Regions from separate parts of the Homo sapiens genome. Here regions 1, 2, 3, 5, 6 and 7 are each linked to region 4. The links are chromatin contacts, found by Hi-C or POLR2A ChIA-PET in ENCODE. All regions are on one chromosome and are shown on one strand. Each heading gives the region's core, a stretch centred on a gene start or an enhancer-like site at or near the end of the contact. The rest is flanking DNA. Distances are from core to core; before and after follow the strand shown.

Evidence for each region. Hi-C counts contacts between places; a loop is a spot of excess contacts on that map. ChIA-PET counts read pairs that join two places held with the same protein, here RNA polymerase II (POLR2A). Pooled maps may share reads with other maps.
Region 1: a loop to region 4 is called in a pooled map, with 2.6 times the contacts of the local background. The contact joins the enhancer-like site here to the promoter of NCL in region 4. A Hi-C loop is called at or near these places in 2 of 50 pooled maps. POLR2A ChIA-PET finds 5 or more read pairs at or near these places in 8 of 52 experiments (AG04449, H1, OCI-LY7 and 3 more).
Region 2: a loop to region 4 is called in a pooled map, with 11 times the contacts of the local background. The contact joins the enhancer-like site here to the promoter of NCL in region 4. A Hi-C loop is called at or near these places in 8 of 168 maps with a recorded cell type or tissue (B cell, CD4-positive, alpha-beta T cell, CD4-positive, alpha-beta memory T cell and 4 more), 14 of 37 single-sample maps with no recorded cell type and 21 of 50 pooled maps. POLR2A ChIA-PET finds 5 or more read pairs at or near these places in 36 of 52 experiments (A549, AG04449, AG04450 and 26 more).
Region 3: a loop to region 4 is called in a map of CD8-positive, alpha-beta T cell, with 28 times the contacts of the local background. The contact joins the enhancer-like site here to the promoter of NCL in region 4. A Hi-C loop is called at or near these places in 9 of 168 maps with a recorded cell type or tissue (B cell, CD4-positive, alpha-beta T cell, CD4-positive, alpha-beta memory T cell and 5 more), 21 of 37 single-sample maps with no recorded cell type and 18 of 50 pooled maps. POLR2A ChIA-PET finds 5 or more read pairs at or near these places in 27 of 52 experiments (A549, AG04449, B cell and 21 more).
Region 5: a loop to region 4 is called in a pooled map, with 6 times the contacts of the local background. The contact joins the enhancer-like site here to the promoter of NCL in region 4. A Hi-C loop is called at or near these places in 5 of 50 pooled maps. POLR2A ChIA-PET finds 5 or more read pairs at or near these places in 12 of 52 experiments (AG04450, HEK293, HEK293T and 9 more).
Region 6: a map of OCI-LY7 shows a loop between it and region 4 (2.4-fold over the local background). The contact joins the enhancer-like site here to the promoter of NCL in region 4. A Hi-C loop is called at or near these places in 3 of 168 maps with a recorded cell type or tissue (B cell, OCI-LY7 and vagina), 12 of 37 single-sample maps with no recorded cell type and 8 of 50 pooled maps. POLR2A ChIA-PET finds 5 or more read pairs at or near these places in 16 of 52 experiments (A549, B cell, CD4-positive, alpha-beta T cell and 12 more).
Region 7: a loop to region 4 is called in a pooled map, with 6 times the contacts of the local background. The contact joins the enhancer-like site here to the promoter of NCL in region 4. A Hi-C loop is called at or near these places in 59 of 168 maps with a recorded cell type or tissue (A673, B cell, CD14-positive monocyte and 39 more), 35 of 37 single-sample maps with no recorded cell type and 46 of 50 pooled maps. POLR2A ChIA-PET finds 5 or more read pairs at or near these places in 20 of 52 experiments (AG04450, BJ, Caco-2 and 14 more).

Annotation. Positions count from the first base shown.
Region 1 is chr2:231,319,956-231,322,655 of GRCh38, reverse strand. The region is part of intron 19 of ARMC9 (armadillo repeat containing 9); the gene reads right to left. Among named protein-coding and RNA genes, the nearest start is that of MIR4777, 41 kb to the left of the region's middle. Within about 2 kb of position 1,420, at least 13 of the 41 ENCODE cell types and tissues checked have a DNase peak (open chromatin) inside an H3K27ac peak, as active enhancers do.
Region 2 is chr2:231,614,155-231,617,159 of GRCh38, reverse strand. No RefSeq gene overlaps it. Among named protein-coding and RNA genes, the nearest start is that of TEX44, 23 kb to the right of the region's middle. RefSeq lists enhancers at 2,112-2,191, 2,128-2,422, 2,143-2,788, 2,789-3,005 and a silencer at 2,592-2,971. Within about 2 kb of position 1,691, at least 16 of the 41 ENCODE cell types and tissues checked have a DNase peak (open chromatin) inside an H3K27ac peak, as active enhancers do; they include ascending aorta and sigmoid colon, where a contact is called at or near this core.
Region 3 is chr2:231,660,612-231,663,400 of GRCh38, reverse strand. No RefSeq gene overlaps it. Among named protein-coding and RNA genes, the nearest start is that of PTMA, 47 kb to the left of the region's middle. RefSeq lists enhancers at 1-856, 789-1,083 and a silencer at 1,197-1,396. Within about 2 kb of position 1,385, at least 35 of the 41 ENCODE cell types and tissues checked have a DNase peak (open chromatin) inside an H3K27ac peak, as active enhancers do; they include B cell, CD4-positive, alpha-beta T cell, CD8-positive, alpha-beta T cell and 4 more, where a contact is called at or near this core.
Region 4 is chr2:231,462,890-231,465,814 of GRCh38, reverse strand. NCL (nucleolin) reads left to right here and starts at 1,331. Exons shown (of 14, transcript NM_005381.3): 1 at 1,331-1,479; 2 at 2,499-2,615. The coding sequence starts at 1,462. RefSeq lists enhancers at 777-876, 1,387-1,576, 922-1,591, 1,637-1,686, 1,592-2,263 and silencers at 1,007-1,356, 1,703-2,072.
Region 5 is chr2:231,641,456-231,644,341 of GRCh38, reverse strand. No RefSeq gene overlaps it. Among named protein-coding and RNA genes, the nearest start is that of TEX44, 50 kb to the right of the region's middle. RefSeq lists enhancers at 801-940, 1,121-1,190, 1,231-1,290. Within about 2 kb of position 1,446, at least 32 of the 41 ENCODE cell types and tissues checked have a DNase peak (open chromatin) inside an H3K27ac peak, as active enhancers do; they include PC-9 and endothelial cell of umbilical vein, where a contact is called at or near this core.
Region 6 is chr2:231,679,561-231,682,507 of GRCh38, reverse strand. No RefSeq gene overlaps it. Among named protein-coding and RNA genes, the nearest start is that of PTMA, 27 kb to the left of the region's middle. RefSeq lists enhancers at 161-952, 2,102-2,181, 2,252-2,341, 1,746-2,538, 2,502-2,581 and a silencer at 992-1,711. Within about 2 kb of position 1,329, at least 27 of the 41 ENCODE cell types and tissues checked have a DNase peak (open chromatin) inside an H3K27ac peak, as active enhancers do; they include B cell, HCT116, OCI-LY7 and 1 more, where a contact is called at or near this core.
Region 7 is chr2:231,226,170-231,228,969 of GRCh38, reverse strand. It overlaps ARMC9 (armadillo repeat containing 9), which reads right to left. Exons shown (of 25, transcript NM_001352754.2): 7 at 2,172-2,196. Among named protein-coding and RNA genes, the nearest start is that of ARMC9, 29 kb to the right of the region's middle. RefSeq lists an enhancer at 517-586. Within about 2 kb of position 1,454, at least 7 of the 41 ENCODE cell types and tissues checked have a DNase peak (open chromatin) inside an H3K27ac peak, as active enhancers do; they include GM12878, OCI-LY7, adrenal gland and 2 more, where a contact is called at or near this core.

The DNA.
Region 1 (2,700 bases), core at 171-2,670, 140 kb after region 4:
CCCATGGCAGCTTGGTGACCTTATGACATTACAAGATGCTTAACTGGAGGCTTTCGATACATAATACTCCAGACAAACCAGATTCTAAGCAACTGGCCTGAAAACAAAACTAAGGGTGACCACTAAATGCATTTGAAAACTCAGATTCTTACAGATAGAATGCAGAGCAGAATGTGTTCAGGCGGTTTTACACATGACAAGTGAAAGTATCCGGTGTGCTTTCCACTTGAAATAATTATAAGACTTCTATAAGTAGTTTAAATTTGAGACACCTTCTCAGAACGCTGAATTGTAAATCTCACTCTTTGTGAAAATAAGGGAAAAACACTCCACATGGGAGAGCGAGGGTGGACTGAGGTGACCAGGCCAGGCAGCGTGAGGCGCTGACTTCCCCAGTGGAATGGGCCCTGGCCACGTGTGCAGCTTTCCTCCTGAGCACGTGCCCACGACTGCAGATGGAAGCACGTCCGGGATCCTTGAGGGCTCCCCGCGACGCGGAGAAGTCTCCCTCTACATTCATTTCCCCATTCACAAAAATGCAGCCCAGGGTATGACAGTTGGTTTCACAACCAGACCAGTTCATTAAATAAGGATATGACAGAAACCGGAGAACCCAAACAACCTTTACTTCCCTAATTCTCCCAGTCTCTTGCTTTCGCCGCTCAGTTTACTTGCTTAAACTTTTTCTGTACTCTAAGCAAAAACAGCAAGAAATGTGGAGATGATGGCAAAGTCGCCCTAGGAAAAGCAGGGCTTATCGCAATATTTAATACACCCAATAAGAGAAGACCTGGAGGCTCAGTGGGACAGGAAGTGAAAGAGCAGAAAGCTTCCATGAGGTTAGAGGGAGAGGGACCCAGTGCCCCAGCAGTACCACAGACACCGCGCTTCACATGGAGAAGAGGAAGAGGGTAACCGAAATCAGGGCCCCTTCCAAACAGGATCCTAAGAGTGTGCTCAGGACACAACGGGCAAAGGGGAACAAAAGACCTAGGGACCAAGGCAGGGTATGTCCCCGCCCCAACCTGGAGCAAGTGAAGATGGGCTAGTTAAGAAGAAACCACCACTCCAGGACTGGACACACTCCTGACCCAATGAAGGGATTTTCTTACATGCCAGCAGGAATGTCATAAAGACAAAAAAAACTATTATTCAATATAATGTCTATGTTCTGAAATACTGTTTAGATGAATCTTAAAGTTTCACAGAAAAAACCTCAGGAAAAACTCCCAGGCTGCTGCTACCCAAAGTGTGGCCTGGGACCAGCCTCCTCCCACCCCTCCTTTCCCCACTGAGGGTGCTCTACTTCTCTGCCAGCTGCTTTCCATCCCCGCTCCATCCGGGCCAGCCCTGGCCTTGGCTCTCTCTAATTCTGGCCAGGCAGCACATGAGGAACCTCCACTCCAGCAGACTTCGGCTTGCCTCTAGACCAGTCAGGCCAGTCTGTCTCTAGATCGCAAGGGCGGCGTTAAAAACAGCTGACAGGCATTGAGTCTGCCTGGCACTTGACATGGATTGTTTCATTTGATCCTCACAAGCACCTGATGAAAAGGGTATTAATATTCTCGCTTTACAGATGAGAACACTGAGGCTTGGTGAGGTTCACCAGCTTGCCCAAAGCCACACACAGCTGGTAAGTTGTCAGGCAGGACTCAAACACAGGGAGTTAGCTTCTGAACCCTTTCTTGGTGTTCAGATTCTGCCAGTCACTGACTCGACATTCAGCAAGTATTAACCATGCATCTATCATTTTTGTGGGTCTCTGGCAGGTATAGAGAGGCTTCCATGCTTGGCCCCACCTGTTCCCTGTTGCCTTGGACTTGGAATAAGGACAGGAAGAGCATGCTGATCAAATGCACACATGATACAAGACAAGGATGTGATCCAATACCTCAGTGAGCTGTGACCATCAGCTCACCTGCCAATAAGATGCCTACCAGGGATTAAGACAGGTCCCAGCCTTGGCTTTAATGCCACCCCCTGCCACTGCCTTTTCTGGATTAGGCTTATTCTATATAGCTCCAGAAGAAAGACCAGCGAGTGGACACTATACGGAAGAAAAGGAAGGAAAGGACACTATCTTTTTTTTTTTTTTTTGTCCATGAGGGGCCACAGATGAACTTGCTGTTCACATCTCTGTCATGATGATTTATCCCTATTTTTACAGATGAAAAAACAAATATAAATAAAAATATAAAGGTAGACAGGGTCTTAATGAGTGAGGCTTTGAATACTACCGTTAGCAACTTGAGATTGTGCCAAGTGATGGGGAGCAAGAAAGTGTTTTAAAAGGCATCATGTGAATGTGCAAATGGGTCAGCCCTTTGGGGAGCAATTTGGCAGGATTTAGTAAAGATGAGACCCTCATCCCCCTGCATCAGCAATTCAACATCTAGGTGTGAGCTGCAGAGAAGCACTCAAGGGCATATAAGGACACGAGGATGAAGAAGCTCTTTGCTGCACTGTGGAAAACACAGGAAAGGAAGGAGAAACACACAGGGGCTTATTCTGACAATGAAATACTACATACAGCAGCTAAGTGGGTGAACTGGGTATTGGGATGAGTAAACCTCTAACACATAATGTTGAATGAAAAAAGCAAGCCAGTAAACAATTCATATAATACTAGCCACTTATGTAAAATTAAAAACCATAACAGTGTATATTATGAAAGTACAGAATCATCTGTGGAATTAATAC
Region 2 (3,005 bases), core at 442-2,941, 150 kb before region 4:
GGAGCCTGAGGCAGGAGGATGACTTGAGCCCAGGAAGTTGAGGCTGCAGGGAGCCGTGATTGCACCACTGCACTCCAGCCTGGACAACAGAGTGCAATCTTGTCTCCAAAACAAAAATAGAATATTCTCAGCCTGAGCAAGGACATGGAGATTGAAGGGTGAGCAGTCGATATGACAGCTGAGGATGAAGGAACAGCAAATAGGATTTAGTGGTGCAATCACCTCATCTCTGAGTGACAGAACTTTTGATGTTTGCCCCCTTATGGGAGTCACAACTGGGATCAAGCACCTGCCAACGGGCTCTTTTTCTCTCCTGCTGCCCCAAGGCCGGCCCTGGTCAGGGAGGACAGGTAGAAACCATCTGACACCACTTGAATTGGCACCATTACTATTGGCACCACCGGAATTGACTAGATCTTAAACATGACTTACTCCTCTGTGCAAGGTGAGGGAAGAAGAAAGGAGATGCCAGAGTGCTATCATTTTGGGAACTGGATGGCATCCTGCTCACCCCAATATTTTTAGGTGAGTCTAAGGAGGGCCTGCTTGTCTGATCGGTCTAGTCAATATCAGTTAGCATACTAGGTGAGGAGTTGTGCACCTTGAAGGCCTCTGTTGCTATGGCGTTGAGGGGACTGATGGAGGAGGGAAGCAGGTATCTCGGTTAAAGTTCCCCTTATGGCAGGGCTGGGCCCCAGCCAGGGGCTGTGCCTCTGCTCCTGGAATCTCCCACCAATTCTACAAGGGCAAAGGGCATCTGAGTTATCCTGTGAGCAGCAGGGAACCCAGGTGTGGGATCAAGGCTTTATTTTTTTTAATTCCTTTAATTAATTAATTTTTTTTTTAGAGGGAGTTTCGCTCTTGTTGCCCAGGTTGGAGTGCAATGGCGCGATCTCGGCTCACTGCAACCTCTGCCTCCAGGGTTCAAGCGATTCTCCTGCCAAGTAGCTGGGATTACAAGCATGTGCCACCACACCCGGCTAATTTTGTATTTTTAGTAGAAACGGGGTTTCTCCATGTTGGTCAGGCTAGTCTTGAACTCCCAACCTCAGGTGATCTGCCCGCCTCGGCCTCCCAAAGTGCTGGGATTACAGGCGTGAGCCACCGCGCCTGGCCCTATTTTATTTATTTAGAGACGGAGTCTCGCACTGTCACCCAGGGTGGAGTGCAATGGCACGATCTCGGCTCACTGTAACCTCTGCCTCCCGGGTTCACGCGATTCTCCTGCCTCAGCCTCCCGAGTAGCTGGGATTACAGGCGCACACCACCACACCCGGCTAATTTTTTGCATTTTTAGTAAAGACGGGGTTTCACTATGTTGGCCAGACTGGTCTCCAACTCCTGACCTCGTGGTCCGCCCGTCTCGGCCTCCCAAAGTACTGGGATTACAGGCGTGAGCCACCGCGCCCGGCCAGGACCAAGACATTCTCATCCTGGGATGGTTGGGGATGGGGACTGGTGTGCTGCCTCTGAGAGCAAAAAAGAGGGTCGAGAGGGGAGGCGGCCGAGACACAGGGACACCTTAAAGAGCAGGCAAAGCTGATCAAGAGGACACCTGGAGGAAGGGCCCTTCCAGAGCAGCCTGCCCGTTCCCTCATGACTGGTTAGGCCAGGGAGCTGGCGCTCAAAGCTGCCGACGGGGCATTCCCTCTCACTTGGCACAGCAAGACAGCTCTGGGTCTCTGACCCTTTGCGGATCCGGGTGTCCCTCCTGCTTCGTCCTCCTCCCACCCGCACCTCCAGATCTTTCCCCACCTGAAGGCATGGCTGCCTTCTGCCGGGCTGTAGGAAGGGCGCCACCTGGGATTCCAAAAACCCCACAGAGGCAGGCACCTTTCCCCAGCCTGAAGCACCCCATGCGTATCTGGCTTCTCCTGCAGGGCAAACAGCGTTTCTTACACTTTTCCCGCCAGCATAGCCAGGCAATAGCTGGGAGGCCCCCAGGCGCGCAAAGTCGCAGCGCGCGGAGACACAAACTGAACTCAACCCGGCGCGGGCAGGATCGGTGGCGGACGCGCAGTTCCCACGGGCACGGGGGATCTGAGAGGGTCCTGGGGCTCTTGAGCTTGACCTCACTCTCAAATAATCCCCCCACAACTCCCTCACCCCGCCCTGCTCCTTTCTCCAAGGCCTCTCTTCGGTTTATCTCCACTTCCTTACTGACAGCGGGAAGGGGGTTAAGGGAGCACGTAGTCGTCCCCCAGCCGTGTCGCTTTCCGCCCCCGGTTGAGCCCACTTTCCCGTGGAGGGGGGAGGTGTTTCCGCCCGGGAGCTGCTGCGCGCGGTGATCACACGGAGGTCTCCCGGGCGCGCCGGGCCACGTGCGTGCGCGCGCGCGCGCGGGTTCCCCCTCCTTGGTGGACCAGGCCTCCCAGGGCCCCTACTGCCCCATCTGCCCCTTGGTGAAAACGTGAAGCCTTTTGCAACTGCGAAGCAGAGGAGACCTCTGTCCTTTCCAACGTACAGCCCCAGGGAAGGACTCAGGGCGCGGGCAGCGCCTTCGCGAGATGCCGAAGCGCGCGGGCCCGGTGACCGTCAACTTTGCGCACAAATGTGGGGCTGGGAGGACGCAGGTCCTGGAGGCGGGGACAGTGGACAGAGCAGCGCGTCTGGAGAGAGGGCTAGGATCCCTGAAACAGGACTCGGGGGCAGCCGGGGCAGGGGAGGCTGGGGGCGGGGAGGCGGCTCGCCAGTGCTCCAATTGAGCCCTGGAAAATCCCAGGCGCGCAGGGAGAGGCGGGCCGCTTCGCGGGCAGGCCGGGGACGGCGGGAACAAAGGCGGCCCGAGGCCGGATGCAGTCATGGAAAAACCCATCGGGGCGCCTGGGTGGGGGCGGCGCGCTCCCGGCAGACTCGCCGCCCTAGCAGGCCGGCCCGGGCGGGGCTGCTCTCGGCCCCCGCCCCGGAGCGCGCCTCGCGGAGCAGAAAAAATCCCTGGCGGGGAGGGGGCGCTGGTCTCCGGGACTGGGAACCAGAAGCTCCCACGTTCCAGATGCCGCGCACCG
Region 3 (2,789 bases), core at 136-2,635, 200 kb before region 4:
ACAGTCCTGGGCCCATTACCCTATTCCCTCTACCCCATGCCCTGGTCTCGGCTCACGGCTTCCTCCAGGCCGCTTCCCCTGTCATTGACAAGCCAAGCGCCTCCTTCACAGTGGTCTCAGGTTGTCCTAACTGCCTATTTCTAGGCGTTTCTCCCACTGGCTTCATGCTCTGCGTCACTATCACCGTGTGCGCCCAAGTGCAAAGTTGGGTCCAGGGCAGGAGCCAAAAAATCAGTGAAGAAAGAACGAAGGAAAGATTAAAAATTGCTTGGGGTGGTCGGCAGATTATGCTTTGCATGTAAACTGGGCAAGTGCAAATGAATCCAAAACAGGCCGGAAACAAGATCGTGTTCGCGGGCCACAGACAGCGGAGGCGGGGCTAGCACTCGAGGGTCCACGTACATCCCCGGGCCGCGCAAACAGCGGCTTCTGTGAACCACTACATTCCTGAATGCACGTGTCCGTGCACACCCGGACCTGTGCAAACACAAATGCGGACATTCTCGGGTCCAAGTACATCCTCGAGGTCGTGCACATACGAAAACATGGAAACCCGCGGGTTCGTGCATGCCAGAGTTTTGGTGTGCGTGCTAGGGAGTGTAAGCAAGGGTATGCGCACACTTCCGAGGTTGTGCACATACAGAAAGGCGCACGCCCCAGGGTTCTGCACACAGAAGGACGTGCACACCCCCGAGGTCAGCCGGCAGACCCTTCTTGAGGAGGTAGAGGCGCCTAATTCCCCCCATATTTGGGCAACGCTGCAAGCTCTAGGCGCCATCTTCGCTCCGCGGGCAGCGGAAGGACCTGCAGACAGCGAAGCCCTGGCGCTTGGGCATTTGTTGTGCCGGCTTCCGGGCGTCCATCACGCGGAAGCCGCGCCCCAGACGCGGGAGACGCGGCGGAGCACGAAATGGCGGGCGAGGGGCGGAGCGAAGGCGGCCCGGGGCGGAGCGGCCGAGAGCCTCGCCCACTCTTGACTCCAGGCTTGGCGCACCGCCTGAACCCTTGCGCAGGCGCACAGCACGGCGCGCGTTCCCGCGTTCCTTCCGACGCGCGCTAGAACACAAAGGGCTGGAGGGAAAGCACGGAGCGCTGCAAACTTGCGGAGCGGCTCGTGGTGTGGAGCGGCCTGGAGCGGACTCTCAAGGGCCGGAGCCGGGCTCGCCGGCACTGCGCTCGGGCGCAGGGTGGGGCGCGACACGGCACTGGTTCCCTTGCCCTCTCTCTCCGGCCGTGGCCGCCTCGCGGGCCGGGGTGGGCGCCCAGGGCGCAGGCGCCGGTGCGCGGGTGGGACCAGGAGCCTCCATTTTCCCTCGCACGCGCTAATGGCGCAGCTGGGCCCTCTTCCTCTGGCGGGGGTGAAAATTCCCCTCCGGGGAAGCCCGAGGCGCTCGCTCCCCAAACTCTTTCGTCGGTGCGCGTGCTTAAAGCGGGCGGATGAAGCGTTCTTGAAAGTGCCTACACCTTTTGAGATGTGATTCTGAGTTGTTCATAGAAAAAGAAAAGACATACCCTTCCGCAAATTCATCCCCATAGTTTGCAACTTTCTACTTCAAATTGGGGTTATGGATTTGGGGGAGGCAAAAATAAGTTTAAAAATTTCCATTAAAGAGATGTTCCTGTAAAACAATGATCAAGAAAATGTTTAAAAGCAAACCTTAGCCATAAAACTAATACAAGTTCTTGGTAGAAGTTTGTTTTTGAGACGGAGTTTCGCTGTCGTTGCCCAGGCTGGAGTTCAGTGGCGCGATCTCAGCTCACTGCAACTTCCGCCTCCCGCTTTCAAGCAATTCTGCGTCAGTCTCCCTATGAGCTGGGACTACAGGCGCCCACCACCACGCCCAGTTAATTTTTGTATTTTTAGTAGAGAAGGGGTTTCACCATGTTGGCCAGGATGGTCTCGATATATTGACCTCGTGATCTGCCCGCCTCAGCCTCCAAAAGTGCTGAGATTACAGGTGTGAGCCACCGCGCCCGGCCAGTAGAAATTTTTGAAAGAAAGAATGGTAGTGTTCACCTTCCGTTTGCAGTATGCCAGGCCCTGTTTTAAGTGCATTAACTTTCATAACCAGGTCCACGTGGAAGAACTGACACACAGAGATAAGTACAGAAGTACTTAAAGGACGCGAAAGGACGAATAGTCTTTTCCACCTTCCAGTACAGCCACTGTCTGATTCAGTGGCATGGTTCCTGCCAGCGCTCTTCCGTGCATTAGGAAGTTTGGTTCATGGTTTACATACATACTGGAGCAGTTTTTGCTTCTCTGGCAGAGCTGTGGTTGGGCAAATAGAAAAAAACTCAGCAGGCTCAGAGGAGCCGGTCAACTGCCAGTTTCTCACGGTCTCTGGGGAGAGCTAGGTCCCGGCCAGTTGAGAGACCACGTTCAAAGGTTAGAATGTTAGTTATCTGGTGACTTGGGATCCAGAATGCACATAACTCTTGTGATCAGGTCATGGGGTTGGAAGGAAAAGTATCCGTATTCCTCCCTCCCTTTATTTTTTCCTACAGGGTCTCAGTAGTCAGTAGCACATTCGCAGGTCACAATTACCTTTCAAGTTTCCGCAGCTCATTTGAGGATTATGAGGAACGGCATTTTTGCAGGTCAGAATGGGGTCAAAGTAGAAGGCAGAGGGCAGGGATCATTCGTCATTGATACCTGAAGCAGCTGAGATTTTAAGGTTATTAGCCTTGCCCAAATTCATAAACTAATAGCGGAGCAGAGATCCTTCATCCAAGTTGAGGTGTCTGACTTGCAACCTCAGTTTCCAAGTCCTTAAGGTCTATATGAT
Region 4 (2,925 bases), core at 82-2,581:
TCAAGCGATCCTCCTGCATCAGCCTCCCAAAGTACTGGGATTACAGGCATGAGCCATCGCACCCGGCCTTAACAAATGCTTTTCTTTCTGAGACGGAGTCTCGCTCTGTCGCCCAGGCTGGAGTGCAGTGGGCGATCTCGGCTCACTGCAACCTCCGCCTCCCCGGTTCATGCGCCTCGGCCTCCCAAAATGCTGGGATTGCGGATCTGAGCCACCGCGCCCGGCCTGAGGTGATTTTTAACAAGTACAGCCGTAGCTGCAGATATCCTGGTTCTGTAGGAACAATGAGGTATGGATGGATCCATAGCTGGACCTATGGATGGGATGGATCCCCGGCAGGCCCTGGACGGAGGGAAATGCTCTGGTTTGCTAAGCCCGGCATCGAGTGAGACCCACCCACAAAGCTAACCGTGGAAGTCACTGGCGGCCTCCTTCGCCCTGCCGCCGGGGAACCCTGCCGGTGGCTCTCGACCTGCTCCCGGGCCATCTGGTGACACTGACTTCGCAGCCACCACCTTAATTGGCGCATTCGACCCAAATAATAACCAGGGAACCTGTGGGCGGTCAAAGGCCCGGCTCTGCGGTCGGCCCTCCCAGGCCCCTCTCCCTGCCCTGTGAGGCCAGAAAGTTACTTCTCCGAGGCCGTTCCCCATGTCGAGAAATATCTCCCGCTTGAGGTTCTGTGGGGTAGGGGAGGTTCGTGCATTTCTCACAGAAAACCTCGCACAGACCCGCGACTGCCTTTATTAACAGCTCTCAGGAGACTGCCTGCAGCCGGGGGGTGCCTCCGGCCCCATGCTCGCGGGCAAGCAGGGATAAGCTGTGCCTCCAAAAGGGCCAACGGGAACTCCGCGGTCCCTGAACTTCCGGTGCTGGCGGACTCCTCGCTCCAGGGCCACCAGGAGCCGCGGCGTGAGTGCGTGCCGGGACCGAGCGCGGGGTCTCTGAGGAACTCCAAGGCTGCCCAAGCCTACGGACCCAGCCACATTGGCGAACCGGAGACCGCCCGATTCCACCACCCCCGCGCTCCCCTCACAGCCGGCGCCAAAAACGCCAGTCCCACGACGCAGGCCGGGACCCGCGCGCCCACGGCCCAATCAGCGCGGACCTTGCACAAAGCGAGCCCCGCCCCCACGGCGCCGTTGCCAGCCCCTCCCCCTCCCGTGGCCGCCTCGGCCCGCCTACTCCCCGCCCCGCGCCGTTCACGGTTAGAGGCTCGCGATTGGCTCATGGGGACGGCCGCGAGCTTTGGTTGGTCGGCGCGGAGTCACGAGGGCGCCGTCGTCGCCTTTCCACAGGCGATTACTGGGCAGGCTCAGTCTTTCGCCTCAGTCTCGAGCTCTCGCTGGCCTTCGGGTGTACGTGCTCCGGGATCTTCAGCACCCGCGGCCGCCATCGCCGTCGCTTGGCTTCTTCTGGACTCATCTGCGCCACTTGTCCGCTTCACACTCCGCCGCCATCATGGTGAAGCTCGCGAAGGTAAACGGCCTTGAGCGCGAGCGCAGACGTGTAGGCCTGCTTTCCGAGGGGCGAGCGCGGCGCCGCGGGGAGGAGGGCCTGCGCGCAGTCCCGGGCGCGTTCTAGGGCGCCATGCTGCGGGAAGTCTCGCGCGATTAGTGGGGAGGTCTCGCGGCTTCTGGCTACTTGGTGGCGAGGTGAAGAGCTTCTGCAGGTGCTGGGGGCGGCGAACGCGGCGGGAAAGACAGAGTCACTGAGCGCGGGGAGGGGGCGCTGGGCCTCGGGGTGGAGAGATGAGACCAAACTTTTGCGACGCGTACGAGCTGGGACTCGACTCCTGACGCACGTGCCCGGGAGCGCGGCCTGCCACGTGGGCCGCGCCGCGTGGGTCCTGGAATCTCCAGAGGGACCGGGTGCCTTGGGCCGGGAAATGGCGGTATCGGCCCTAGTCGGAGTCCCGGCTGCGCTCGGATGTCTCCGCCCCGGCCTGGCAAGCCGACACGTGGTGGGCCCCGGAAGGTGGCTCTGCCGCGTGCCTTTTGCGCTGTGTTTCGGGCACGTGGTGGCCTACCAGGTACCCCCACGTGGCCGCGCCGCCTCTTTAAGGGGCGGGGTTGTCTCGCTGGGAAAGGCATAAGCTTCATGAGAAAATCAAGGTAGTCATTTTTTTAAGTGCCTTAATGATCTTCACCGTTAATTTGGATTCAGATGAGGGTGGTAGAATAAAGTACCGGGATTTGTAGTATTAAAACACGGTTGTGCTTAACTAAGGTAACGGGAGGAGAAATCATTTCCTCAGGTTGACTTTTTACCTTAGGGCAGGTTTTCTGTTGGTAAAGCCTGGGAGGAAAAATGTGGGCGGTTGAGAGTAGTCCCTCTTGCATTGCCATCAGGAGTAGTTTCTATGTTAGTTGTGGTGTTTGGCACTATGAGAAATGGATCTGAGGACGGAGATGATGGCGTATGAACACTAATGGCAAAATATGAATGGCCTGAAATGTCGAGGTGGAGGTGTAATGATCTATTTGTGTCCATTTTAGGCAGGTAAAAATCAAGGTGACCCCAAGAAAATGGCTCCTCCTCCAAAGGAGGTAGAAGAAGATAGTGAAGATGAGGAAATGTCAGAAGATGAAGAAGATGATAGCAGTGGAGAAGAGGTAATTTTATCCAACTTAATGCAGAATTATGTTAAAACTACAAAATGGAGAGTTAAGACATGAAATTGGATATCTGTGGCAAAAATAAGATTTTATTCAGGTATGTCTTATTGTAGTGGTTGAGTGTTTCACAAGCTCTTCATTGACATGTCAAGATGTCATTTGGCTAAGTATTTGAATGTGAGTGTAAGACGAGATCTGGGAATTTCTTTTACATGTTCCTCTGCAGGGCTTGGAGTGTGATTTGTTGTGTTAAATCATTACATTTTTCCAGTTTCAACATGTTAGCCTCACCCCCACATGTAGAGCT
Region 5 (2,886 bases), core at 197-2,696, 180 kb before region 4:
GTGCTAAGACACATGGATGTGTGCCACTGTCAGATGATGGTGCCACTGGGGAGAACATGAAGCAGGATGAGGGGCAGTGAGAGGCGGGGACTGATTTGGAGGGTCAGGGCAGGGGCATTTGGGCAGGGAACAGAATGAAGTGGAAATTATAGGAATTATGGTTATATGATTTTTTTTCTTTTTTTTTTTTTTTTCTGAGACATGGTCTCACCCTGTCACCCAGGCTGCAGTGCAGTGGCATGATCTCCGTTCACTGCAACCTCCACCTCCCAGGCTCAAGGGATCCTCCTATCTCAGCCTCCGGAGTTGCTGGGACTACAGGCGCAGACCACCACGCCCAGCTATTTTTTGTATTTTTTTTGTTAGAGACGGGGTTTCACCATATTGCCCAGGCTCCTCTCCAACTCCTGGACTCAAGCAATCCACCTGCCTTGGCCTCCCAAAGTGCTCGGATTACACGGGTGAGCCACTGCGCCCAGCGTGTATGATTTTTAAAAAAGAATTTTTAGGGTAAAGCAGGCCTTAATTCTCATAGATTTTGCTAACTTTGTTTATATATATAGATTGAGACAGGGTCTTGCTCTGTCACCCAGGCTGGAGTGCAGTGGTGCAATCTCAGCTCACTGCAGCAGGACGAGCCTATTTCTGTCTGTGAAGTGAGTGGGGCACATGATCCCAGGCTCAAGCGATTCTCCCACCTCAGCATCTGCAGTAGATGGGACCACAGGTGTGTGCCACCACACCTGGCTAATTTTTGTATTTTTTGTGAGATTGGGTCTCACTATGTTGCCTAGGTTGGCCTCGAACTCCTGGGCTTGAGCAAGCTTCTCGCCTCGGCCTCTGAAAGTGCTGGGATTCACAGCCCTTGGCCTACTCCCTCCCCGCCCTGGCCCCTGCCTCAAGGCATAGATTCAAGTTGCCCTGAACATGCACTCTCTTCCTGCTCACTAATCAGCCCTCTTCTTGTCTGAATTTCCACCAGACCGTGAAGGGGGACCGAGTCTTGGTGGTTCACGTGGCTGACTCTCCACAAACGGCTGTAGGACAAGCATGTTTCTGTCTGTGAAGTTAGTGGGGCGCGTGCACATGGGGTCCCTGGTTCTGAAATTTGTTAGGGTGGAGGATTTTTCTGGCCTTGGTCTTTCTTCCATTCCACTTCACAATTCCACACCACCACAGAACGAAGGTCAGGACACCGTTTACCTCCTACGTGTTCTGTCCCTCCGGAGCACACTTGTGCTCGGGGAAACTGGCTGACCGGTGGCCACGGGGTGAGGCGTGAGCAGCACGGACCAGAATAGAAGGTCTAAATTTAAACTGTGACTGGAGGCTTCAGGGAGCCAGGCCGGCCAGCAGGCTCTCCAGGCGGGTAGCTCTGCCCCGCCTGCAGCCACACCCTCCTGCGCCCTCCCAGAGTGGAAACTGTTTCATTTCTGGCTGCTGAGAACTGGTTTCCTCCCAAGGAAATTATGTCTCACCGCAGTTGTGGCAGGAGCTGCCCTCTGGAATTTCCCTGCAGCGATGAAACACCTCCTGGATGAGCTGCTGTTAGATGGGACACGCCCAGAGCCTGCTAGTGCACAACCCAGAGGGAGACACACCCACACACAGATATAAACAGAAACACTGGAACCCCTCCGCAGGATGCGGCCGCGGGGACCCTCGGGAAGCCGCTGCAGCCCCGGATCTGCTCTGTCTCCTTCCTCCTGTGCTGCAGGAGGGGGTCAGCTGCTCTTCCTGAACCTGTTTGCACCTCTACAGTCTTGAGAGAGATCTTTTAAAAATCAAAATAGAACAGAACTTCAAAGGAATAATCCTAGAAAGTTGTGATTATTTCAAAGATGTTGCTTTCACTGTTCAAAATATTTTATTTTTAAACTTGTTTTAAAAAATATTCTTTTCAGGGCTGAGCACAGTGAGTCACGCCTGTAATCCCAGTACCTTGGGTGGCCGAGGCGGGAGGATCACTGGAGGCCAGGAGTTCAAGACCAGCCTGGGGAACATAGGAAGACCCCCGTCTCTACAAAAAATAAAAAAATTAGCTTGGCGTGGTGGCACGAAGCTGTAGGTGGGAGAGTCACTAAAGTCCAGAGGTCGAGGATGCAGTGAGCTGTGATTGCACCACTGCACCCCAGCCTGGGCGACAGTGAGACCCTGTCTCGAAAAACAAAAATTCCTTTCAGAACCTGTTTTTGGAACATACAAGTTGGCCTTGCCACATTTCCAGTCTATTTCATTTTTGTCTTGAGTGATCACTACACTTGGTACCAAGACACTTTGTGCTGGTTCCAAATAACGAATTTAAAAGATTCCTGCAAGAAGAATGAGAAGGCTGCCGGGCGCGGTGGCTCACGCCTGTAATCCCAGCACTTTGGGAGGCCGAGGTGGGCAGATCACGAGGTCAGGAGATCGAGACCATCCTGGTTAACACGGTGAAACCCCGTCTCTACTAAAAATACAAAAAATTAGCCGGGCGTGGTGGCGGGCGCCTGTAGTCCCAGCTACTCAGGAGGCTGAGGCAGGAGAATGCGTGAACCCGGGAGGCGGAGCTTGCAGTTAGCCATTGCATTCCAGCCTGGGCGACAGAGAGAGACTCTGTCTCACAAAAAAAAAAAAAAAAAAAAAAAAAAAAAAAAAAAAAAAAAAAAAAAAAAATTGCCGGGGCGTGGTGGTGCATGCCTGTAATCCCAGGTACTTGGGAGGTGGGAGGCTGGGTGGGGCACAAGAATCACCTGAGCCTGGGAGGCAGACGTTGCAGTGAGCTGAGATGGCGCCATTGCACTCCAGTCTGGGCAACAAGAGCGAAACTCTGTCTCGAGCAAAAAAAAAAGAATTACCCTCAAGGCCGGGCGTGGTGGCTCACACCTGTAATCCCAACACTTTGGG
Region 6 (2,947 bases), core at 80-2,579, 220 kb before region 4:
AGGAGGTCTGAGATTGGCTGGCCTGGCAGAAGGTGGAGAGAATAAGGGGAGAAGGGGCTGAGGGTGGGGTCCTGAGCAGAAGGTGCAGAGGTCCAGGGAGGGGACTCCAGGAGGGAGACAGAGAGCAGGAGTGTCCCCTGGACCTGGGGATTAGGAAGAGGCAGGGGTGGGGCCTCTGTAGGCACCATGGCTCCTAGCTGGGTATTCTGCTCTTCACAGATTTTAGGGTTTTTTTGTTTTGTTTTGTTTTTGAGACTGAGTCTTGCTCTGTCGCCAGGATGGAGTGCAGTGGCGCGATCTCTGCTCACTGCAACCTCCAACTCCCTGGTTCAAGCGATTCTCCTGCCTGAGCCTCTCCAGTAGCTGGGACTACAGGTGCACGCCACCACGCCCAGCTAATTTAGCATTTTTAGTAGAGACTAGGTTTCACTACGTTGGCCAGGAGGGTCTTGATCTCCTGACCTCGTGACCCGCCCGCCTCAGCCTCCCAAAGTGCTGGGATTACAGGCGTGAGTCACCGCGCCCGGCCAGCTCTTTTAATCCTTACGACAGTCCTGACCTGGGAAACAGAGTTGACCCCGTTAACTATTATCGTGCCCATTTCACCGCTGAGAACACCGCGGCTCCGATTCAGTGAGTGACAGAGCCTCCACGCAGCCTCACACGGAACCAAGATCAGGCCTGGGGTGCCCGCGGAAGCTTGGGGACCAAGGCTTGTTGAGGGCCCCTTGCAGCACTGTAAGTGAGCCCTGCCGGGCGCTGGGGCTCTCTGCTGGGGAGGCCTCAGACCCAGACCAAAAAGGGACCACTACCGGGGTGGGGGTGGCGTCACAGACGATGCACCCCCAAAACGGGTCTGGAAGGAAGGCTGGAATGTACGTGAAAAGAAGTTAGGCCATGGCAGCAGCGTGGGCAAAGCAAGGAGGCTGAGAGTGAGGAGAGCCGCAGCCCGGGAAGGGAAGGTGGGGCCCGGGCTGGACACTGCCCGGGTCCTGGATTCCTCCGTTGCCCTCTGCCCCTGGTCAAAGTTCAGTCCCTCCAAAGGGCTCTTCTGGGAGCTTTGGCCAGGCCCTCCGAAGCGCCCGGGGCCGCCAAGGGCACACGAGCGTGCCCAGCCACAAGCGGGCCTGTGCCTGGCGTTGGGGCCCGGAGTGCGCCCGGGGCGGGCGCAGCCCACACGCGTCCACACGGCAGGGTCCGCGCGGGCCGGAAGCCGCAGGGCCGGAGCGGGGCGCCCGGGAAGGCAGAGGGGAGCGGGAACAAAGGACGCAGCGGAGCGGGGGCGGTCCGGCCAGGCAGTGATTGGAGGCCGGGGTCGGGGGCAGCGTCCGGGCCGGGCAGTGATTGGGCCGCAGCCTCCCCGGGGCCCCCAGGCGCTCGCCCCGCCCCTCTCGGCCGAAACCCGAGCCCCCAGCGGCGGCCCGGGACCAGCCCGCGCCGCCGCCATCTGCGCCGGGGCGGGGCGCGGGCCCAGAGTCGGGTTCCCGCCCAGCCTCCGCCGCCTGCCCCCGCCGCGGTCCGGCAACCTGTGCACCGGCCTCCCCCGCTGCCACCCCCGGCCCAGCTGCGCTCGGAGTCCCCGGGGTCCAAGCAGGGGCTGGGCCACCGCTGTGGGGGAAAAGCCCGATGGGCACGGGACGGGGCCCAGAAAGCGACTCCGTCCTGGGCCTGGCCGTGGCTGGTGGCTGGACTGGGAGAGCGCTCAGAGAACAGGGGACATTGGAGAGGGCGGGTTGGGGTAAGACCAGTTAGTGGAGGAGGCCGCAGGCTGAAAGACGGCTCAGGGAGGGGTGATTCGATGGCCGGAGCCCCAGCAGCTCCAGGAGTCACTGGGACCGAAGGCGGCGCCAGAATGCCAAGCGGGGGCCCGGCAGGGTTTGGAGCAGGAGAGGTTGTTAGCAGTTCACTACCAGCCAGGCCACTGCTGCGTGGTTAAAGGCGGGATGAGGGGCCTTCTCCATTCCCTGCGTCTTTCCCAGCGGCCTGGGAGGTGAGAGAAGGGGTGGGGCTTGGGCTGGGCCGCCAATCACAGCCTCGGCTCCACTTTGAATCTGTGCTGGCGGGCGCGGGCTGCCTGGCCGCCAGGTGTGCCGGCGCCCTCTTTGTCCCCACTTGCCTGCCCAGGCACGTCCCACTCCAACCCCACCTTTCTGGAGGCTCTGTTCCTCACACAGCTGGTTCCCGCCTCCCCAGGTGTCCCCAGCCTGGAATGAAGTTGGACTCAGATTCTGCCCCTTTGAATGCTGGTGACTCTAAACCATGCCTCATGCAGCCCCATCCCCAGTCCGGCACAGGGGTCATCATCCGCAAGGGACAGCTACTTCCATCCCCTAGATGGCCACCAAGGGTCCGGTAGTGCAGGGAACAGGGCGGCGTGGGAGTAAGAGCTCATGATTTGCGGCAAAAATCATGGCAGAGGGCTGGCCCAGGGAGGAGCCGTGTGACCTGGGGCAATCCCCTTCCTTCCCACGTGGCTCCTGCAGTTGTAAGACTAATATAATAAGGGCCTATCTCCCAAATTGCTGTGAAGATTAGATGGGATCCTATAGAAAAGAGGGCTTTAGGCCGGGCGCAGTGGCTCACGCCTGTAATCCCAGCACTTTGAGAGGCCGAGGCGGGCAGATCACGAGGTCAGGAGATTGAGACCACACTGGCTAACACGGTGAAACCCCATCTCTAGTAAAAATACAAAAAATTAGCCGGGCACGGTGGCTCAAGCCTGTAATCCCAGCACTTTGGGAGGCCGAGGCGGGCGGGTCACAAGGGCAGGAGATCGAGACCATCCTGGCTAACACGGTGAAACCGCGTCTCTACTAAAAATACAAAAAAAGTAGCCGGGCGTGGTGGCAGGCACCTGTAGCCCCAGCTACTCAGGAGGCTGAGGCAGGAGAATTGCTTAAACCTGGGAGATGGAGGTTGCAGTGAGCTGAGATCGTGCCACCGTGCT
Region 7 (2,800 bases), core at 205-2,704, 240 kb after region 4:
TATTTGATCTGCAAAACTGGGCCACTTATCAGATTTACATAATGCTCCCAGAAGAAAGCTATGCTCAAAAATGCAGTGTATGCTAGGGGGACATGAGCTGCAGAAACTCAGGAACCAGAGAGAGAAGTTTCTCACCACCTTCCTGCCCCCATTGCCTGGGGGTCCAAAGGCTAGTTCAGAACAGCGACCTGGCAGATTCAACTAACAACTAAGGCAGTTCTCTAGGGTCCAGAGATGCAGGGTATGGTGGTGGTTTTAAAATGCCTGTAGTCTTTGACACACCCTCCTTCCCATCAAGAAGAGGAATGTAATTTCCTTTCTCTGAAGGTGAGGGGGCCTTAGGAATTCACTTGCAAGAAACAGAATGCAGCAGAAATGACTGACTGACTTCAGAGGCTAGGTTAGAAAAAGTGATACAGCTTCCTCCTGGCTCTCTCTGGGGACATTCACCCTTGGAAACCAGGCAACATGCCTGGAGGAAGCCCAGACCACAAGGCCACGCAGGTGTTCTCGTCAAGGGCCTCTGCTGAGACCCCACGTGACAGCCAGCACCGACCACCACTCTGCGTGTGAGTGCCTTGGAGTTGGCCCCAGGCCGCTCCGCCTGACTGCACCTGAGAGACACGCTGAGGGAGAACAGCTTAACTGAGCCCACAGCTCCCAGACCATGCAGGCTCATCATCACCATTATAAGTGAATGTCATTGTTTTGTGCCACCAAGTCGGGATGGTCTGTCAGGCAGCAATGGAACAGTGGGCTGAGGTGTATTTCCAGGAGCTGCAGGGCAAGATCCAAAGTCCCAGTCCAGTTGAAGATGCCAGCTGTGTTGGATGTGAGCAAACTGGCCCGGGACGCACCGTGGCCAGGCCTGGGCCTAGGCTAGCACTGAGAGAGCGGGCCTGCAGAGCTGAGGATGCAGGCTGGGAGTCTTCCTCCACATACTGTACTGGGGGTAGGGCAACCTTGGGGAGCTCCAAGACTCAGGGTGCTCCTGCGACCCTTGGAGCAGTCCAGGTTGATCCCATGGGGCCGTATCTGTAGCCCTGCTCCTCCATGAAGGGCCAGCAGGGCCTGTCCCCTCTGAGCGACAGAAGGGTCAGCATGGCTGGCAGAACCAGTCACACACTTAGAACAGCTGAGCTGGGGATGCTTGAGGCTACCAAGAGCAAAACCAAGCATCCGAAGCCTTCTCAAAGGCTGACGCTGCCAAAGCCATCTTGAGTGACAAACCCAAACCCAAGCTCTCCCTGAGGTTGACAAACCCCATTGCTTATCTGCCAACTCCCTGGTGAGCAAACAGCTAAATAATTTACTAATTAATGCTTCCTTTCTTTAAAAGAGTTTCACTCCCTAAAAAGAAACAGGAAAAAGCAATGGCAGGGAGTTCTGAAATCCTCTCTGGCATGACTCTGCTTTGAAAGGGCAAATGTGCTGGCGCATGGAACAAGATCTCCTGTAGTCACACTCCACCTACTGGGAACTGAGGGTTATGCCATCAATACTCACCAGAGGGATGACATGCATCACAGGCCCTTTCCAGCATCATCATTTAAGCAGCTGTCAAAACGTAGTATCAAAGGCAAAACTGAGGTACAGCGCCCCAACTGGGGCCACCAACTTCATATTAACTACACTTTTTCTCACCTTACTCAAAAGTGAACAGTTCTGGTAAAAACAATTGACCATGGAAAAATAACACTTCATGCTACAAACTGAAGACTGGAATTCCTACTTGGGAATGGAAAATGCTTGATAAGAATGGGTACTCCATATGTCTTCGAAGACCCCAGTTGACTAGTTCAAGGTAAAAGTTAAATATTAAAATAATTAAAATAAATTAAATTAAAAGAACTCTATCCTTACCCATGCTGCCCTACACCTTCTAGGGAAAATGTGCTGCTGCTGCAGTTACCTCCCTTTGGGATGTTATTGGATTCTCTTCATTTCTCCAAGGCTTAGCTACCTGACATGCAAGACGAAGCTAACAATACCAGCCCTCCCGAAAATGGGCCTCAAGGAACTGCAGGTCACTATGACTGCAAAGCCTTTCATAAATATTTAGACTCTTAAAGCCAAAATCATGAATTCTCTCCATCTTTGCACCGATCTTACTACTTCAAACCTGAACTGGCAAAGTTGTTCTTAGACAAATTTAAATCTAGATGATTTACCTTTGTTACTTTGTCCATTCTCCTTCTGGGATGAAAAAGAAGTTCAGGAAAACAGGCATTCAGGGAACGGTACTTGGGGTATCGGACATCCTGTGGCCAATGTGAGAAAGCACCTCAGCATGATGAAACAGAATTCTCGGAGCCGGGAGGGCCAGCTCCAACTGTTGCTGTAAATAGCTAAGCAACTTCTCCATACTGGCCTGACCCACTCCCATTTCAGAAGAAGGCAAGTCCTCTTCTCCCCATTTCAATTATCACTGTCTGAATTCAAGTCTTGCACTATTTCAACAGCCTCCTATCCCCTTCCTATCCCCTTCCAAAGGCCTTCCCCACTGCTACCAAGCCAACTAAAAATGCAAATCTGATTTTATACATAATTCAACTCTAACTTCAATTCAAAGCTTTATCCTAAGGAAATTGATATTGAGGTGAAAACAGCATAGCACAGTATTGCTAAGACCACAGACTCTGGAGCCAGACTGCCTGGGTTCAAATCTCAGTTCCCACACGTCTGGCTGCATGACTGAAGACAGTTACTTAACATGTTTCTTTTCCCTTAATTTGTCTTAAACTTTTCCTTAGTATTTTGGTAATAGCTTTATTCACGTACTGTATAATTCACCTATTTA